2 separate regions of the Homo sapiens genome follow, and region 1 is linked to region 2. A link is an interaction called in ENCODE POLR2A ChIA-PET data of the cell type or tissue named here. Cell type or tissue: PC-3. All regions are shown on one strand.

Region 1 (2,500 bases), 1.5 Mb after region 2:
CCCCAGGCTAACCAGCAAATCCCCTACGTCACCAATTTTAGACACCCCTCCCCAATCTCACCACCCTCACTTCCCCCACACTAACTCCAGCCAAGCAAAATGTACATGCATGTGTGCATGTGCATGGCCACAAGCTTCAGCCATAAGGGTGGAAGCTGCTTGAGCCATCCTCTCCAATCCCTCCCTCACCTCTTCCCAACCCTTACTAACACATACCTCCTCCCAGCTTTACTCCCCAAACATACACAGTCACCTGTGCCACCATCCTGTGGTCTGGCTGAGATCAAGAGCAGGTGATCACAGTATCTAGCTAGCGTGTCACAGCTGGCCAGGCCACAATACCCAATAACCCTTGTTTTATAGCTCAGCCAAGGCAGGGCTGAGCCATGGCTGGAACCGAAATGAATGCCCTTTCTAGGGCCCCTAGCTGGCTCTAATATCCAGATCTCAAATCTTTCTGTGTGTCCCAGCACTTCCACCAGACAAGAGCTCTGCAAGCACAGGGGCAAGCCTCCTCCTCCTCCATCTTTCACCTTCCTGCTGGGCCAGTGCCAAGCTCTGAATGGGAGCAGAATCCACTTTCCACTGGAAGACTGAGGGGAGTCAGAGCTTAATAATAGTTATTCTTCACCGAGTGCTCATTACAATCACATCCTATTCTGTCTTTACATCTTGTTTAATTCTCACAACAACCTGTTGTAATTCTCATTTTACAGACAAGGAAATCCAGGCACAAAAGACGAAGTTAACTTTTGTGAGGTCATTGGGATTCAAACCCAGGTCACTGGCCTCCAACAGCACGCAGCAGGGAACGAGGTGGGGCACACCTTCCTCTTGGCGATGCTGCGGAGCAGCTCAGCCTTGCTCCGGAGCAGCCCCTGGCCGGCCAGCTCGCGCTCCTCCTCCACGCGGCTCTCCCGCTCCAACTGCTGGAACTCCAAGTCCTCAAAGAGCTTTGTCTCAGTCTCCAGGGCCTCTGCCTCCTTCAACGACAGTGACAAAGGGGGTTGGGTGGTGCTTGCAATGCCACTCTGGGCCTGGAAGACCAGGCCACAGGGGCATGCGTTGTATGGGGCTGGACCCGGGGAAATTGGGTAAGAAACCTGCCTCCCCCCAGCTCCCGCTGTACTTGGCCTTGCCCTTTTGCGGGCATCATGGCCTGGAGCGCTGATTCCCCAACCTTCCCGGTTCCCTCCAAACCGCAGCACCGACCCTGGTGTCCGGCAGGTACTGCAGAGGCCAGGTGGTCCCGTCCCACCGCTCTCCTCTCTTCCTTCTGGGGCGTGGCCCGCGGGGCCGGGGGAGGGGGGGCGGTGGAACTGACCCTTCTCAGCTGCTCCTGTAACTGTTCCCGCACTGACTCGGGGCAGTTATCGAGCTGCGTCTGGAGCTCGGCGTAGAGCGCCTGGCGGGCCTCCAGGTGCCTCCGTCCCGCGGCCAGCTCCGCCCTCTCCTGGTCGGCGGGAGGGCGAGGGAGAGGGCGGGGCACAGGGGAGAAACAGAACACACACTCCTCAACTCCGGCCCGGCAGCGGCGGGAGGGGAGCGCGGGAGGGCGGCCAGGGCGGGACAGAATGGGGGTCGGCAATGGGGGTTGAGAGAGGAGAAAAAAAGGCTAGAATCAAAGAGGAGAATAACCAGGCGAGGAGAAAGAAAAGGGCAGAAAGGGAAAGTGAGGAGGGAAAGAGGTGAAGAGGGAGAGGGCCCAAGGCCAGGAGCTGAAGGTAACACGGCAGTCAGAGGTGCAGGGGATGAGGTAACACAGGCAGAGGTGTGGGGGCAGGGCACAGATTTTGGTCTCCTGAAGTCCCTTGAACTGAAATTGTTGGGTAGGTCTCGAGAAAAGGCCCTCTGTTTTCTCTCCAAACCAGTCAAGGCTGGTTCTGCATCACAGAGCCTCCAGCTCTCATCCCTCCCCTTCTACTACAGCCCAGAGACCAAAATTTAACCCAGGGAAAAAGGGTAGTGATGGTGAGGGTTAAATCCAGGGTTGGGCGTCAATCAGGAGCTGAGGATGTTAAAGCAGTGTGGCAGAGGGGACCCCAACCCAACACCCTTGGCCTCCCTCCCCTCCTGCCCAGGGTCGGGGTGGGGTGTTGGCCCTGCAGGCTGAACTTCAGGGATGAGGGTTGCAATTAGTTCGGGCTGTTTCCATGGTAATGAGTCCCAGGAGTGGGTACAGAGGGGGTGGACGGTTCTTTCTGGGGTGAGATGACACCTCTGAGGGTGGGAAGGGGGACGAGGGGAGGGTTTGGTGAGTCACCCCTCAAAGGACAGGCAGAGGAGAAACTGTGGTTACTGATTCCAAAGCCAGAGTGGAGCCATGGGCTGAGGGCAGGGGAGGGAAGCCAAGTGAACCCTCCACACCATTGCCATCACTACCACCATCACCACCACCACCATCACTACCACAGCCTCGAATAACCTCTCTTCCCCACAGAGAAAGCGAAGTCTAGGCCTCCAAAAAACTCCAGGTCAGTGGGAAATGAGGTTAGGCAGG
Region 2 (2,500 bases):
CAAAGGTAAGAGGGAGCCCCTCACCCCAGACCTAGTGTCTCTCCTGCTGCCCAGGGGCCCCCAAAGTCCGTGCAGTGACTCTCAGCCAGGTTCCTTCTGAGTGGGGGTGATGGCATGTCCAGTTTGCCTGGGAAAGTCCTGGCATCTACGTGTTGTCCTGATGTGATGATGAACAGGTCTGTGTTAGCTCTCAGAAGTGTCCTGGTTCGAATGAGAAGTTACCTGGTGCCAGCTCCTCAGAGGCATTCCTCCCGGGCCACACAGGCAGCACCTCTTTGCCCTCCTTGCCTTCTCACTTCCAGCCCACACCTCTGCTTCTCTTTCCTTCCGGAGGTCTCCTGGGCTCCCTTCTGCCAGGCCGGTGCTGTGTTTTGCTTTGGCTCAGGTTTTGTAGGGGCTGAGCCCTGTGAGATGGCTGCCGACCCCAGGACCATTCTGCTCCCCTAGGCAGGGAGAGTGGTCCCTCCTCTTCTGAGTTTCCTGGCTCTGCACCCTGGCCCCCTTGGCCCTCCCTCTCAGGCCCTGGACAGTCCCAGCCTGCAAGGTGCCGGCCTAGCACAGACCAGTGCCTGCCTGTCCTTGCCCTGTGGTGGCCTCTCACATTCTTGGGCGCCAGCAACAAACCACAGCAATACCCGTTACATAAGGGTGGGTGTGCCAGCCCTCGGACCATGAGGGTGTGTGCCTGTGCATGTGGGAGAGGGAGGCTGGGGGAGGAGGGAGGCCTGGGTAAGGCACAGGGGCTGGGGAGGGGGAAGCCTCCGGGAGCTAATCAGTAATTCACACACGTCTTTCACACACACACACACACACACACACACACACACTCACACACACAATGGGAGAGGCTTGGGGGATTTGGAGAGATGAGCTCAACAGAAAAGCACCTGTGCCGCCCCACCCAGTTTGAAAACAACCCCTGGGCTTCTTGGTTGTTGGGCTTTCCCTCCTCTGACATTCCTGGTGTGGGCCAGGCCCCAGCCGGCCAGCCTGCCTCCTCCCTGCCTGGGGTGCTGTGCCTTTGGGCAAGTTCTGGGAGTGCCGGCCCCAGCACCCCTCTCCTCAGAACCCCTACCTGGCCTCGCCCTGGCCCTGTCCCTCCTGTCTCTCCCTTCCATCCATGGACCAGGCCCTGGGGTGCCATCGAGTGCCCTGACAGGCTCCTGCGGGTCTCTCCTGCTCTGTAGGAGACTGAGGGCCCAGTGTGAGCCTCCTGCAGGTTGTGGGAGGGGGTGGAGGGAACAGCAGCACCCACTATGATGCCACCCCGAGGGCCTAGGGCCTGGGGCATCTTGGGCAGGCCTCAGTACCTGTATCTGAAGAGAGGGGAGGTTGTGCTCACATGCTGGGAGACTTCCCAGCTCTGCACTGTGAGTCAGTCTATGATGTCTGTGATGGAAGAAACAGGTTCCCCCGGCATCCCTGCCCAAGCACTGTGGGTAGCCTGTGCCGAGGACAGGAGGGACAGGAAATCTGCCCTCTGGGAGCTCCCAGGCTCAGGGTGGAGTTGGGGGGAGAACAGGAAGCAATCACCAAGGAGATGAAAGAAACAAGGCCCCTAAAGGGACTGGGTCCTGAGTCTGGGAGCTTTGAGGTCAGTGGGATTGACAGTGGCTGTGACTCCTTCCCTGGAGGGGTGAATTTCCAGGAACCTGTGCTCAGTAGAGGGAGCATGACTGCGAAGGGCAGAGGGCATCAGGGAACACAGGCACAAAGGCTTACAGGAAGGACTGGCAGGGCCGGAAATGGGGGTGTGGTGTCATCTGAGGGTCAGGTGGGGAAGGACAGAGGTAACAGAGGGCTAGAATACACATGGGGAGCTCATTGTTTTCAGCTGGGTATCGGTGGTGGTATCAGTCCCCACTGCTTCCTCACAAGGCTGTTGTGAGAGCCCAGGTGTGCGGGAAGGAAAGCACTTGTGAAGTGAGGCTCTGATCTCCCGGGAAGCAGCAGCCTGGGTGGGCCCCTGGGAGGTGTTTCTGGCTCATTAGGCCACTTCCAGGAGGCCCCACCCTCACGTGGCTGAGAGCCTACTGCTTCTGCCCTCGTGGTTGCCATGGCCTCTCCAAGTTTATGCTGATGCTCTCTGCACGGTTACTAACAGAGTCCTTCTACTCTCAAAAGCATGCCAATTTGGGTGATAAATTAGTTGATTGACTTATGTCAGACCCAAAGGACTTCTCTCAGTGGTGGAATCCAGGTCCTGTGATGGGCACTTGGGCAACTTTTTGGGGGCAAGGAGTCCTGATGAGACAATTTTCTGCAATGACAGCCCCCTTCATCTGCTTCACAGGTGGGGTCCGGACATCATACCAGCCCTCGTCTCCTGGCCGCTTCACCAAGGAGACCACCCAGAAGAATTTCAACAATCTCTATGGCACCAAAGGTAGGTGGTGGCTCAGCTCAAGGGTGCACAGAGTTCATGTGGGGCTGTGCAGGCAGGAGGGGCATAGAGGTGGGTCCAGGGGCACAGGGCTGGGACCCCAGTGTGAGATGAATG

Evidence for each region. Peaks named below come from ENCODE experiments on the same cell type or tissue, not always from the same donor. Only the 100,000 strongest peaks of a DNase experiment are listed, where the experiment ranks them.
Region 1: POLR2A ChIA-PET joins it to region 2 with 6 read pairs; 1 of 35 experiments calls an interaction of 5 or more read pairs at or near these places.

What each region holds. Positions count from the first base shown.
Region 1 is chr11:118,633,876-118,636,375 of GRCh38, reverse strand. It overlaps PHLDB1 (pleckstrin homology like domain family B member 1), which reads right to left. Exons shown (of 23, transcript NM_001144758.3): 10 at 828-983. Among named protein-coding and RNA genes, the nearest start is that of MIR6716, 8.9 kb to the left of the region's middle. RefSeq lists an enhancer at 836-1,506. In PC-3, no CTCF peak of the experiment used is centred here; a DNase peak (open chromatin) is centred at 1,435; H3K4me3 peaks cover 1,015 bases.
Region 2 is chr11:120,120,459-120,122,958 of GRCh38, reverse strand. TRIM29 (tripartite motif containing 29) reads left to right here. Exons shown (of 9, transcript NM_012101.4): 5 at 1-5; 6 at 2,294-2,386. Among named protein-coding and RNA genes, the nearest start is that of TRIM29, 16 kb to the left of the region's middle. In PC-3, a CTCF peak has its summit at 1,669; DNase peaks (open chromatin) are centred at 898 and 1,418; H3K4me3 peaks cover 349 bases; H3K27ac peaks cover 2,395 bases.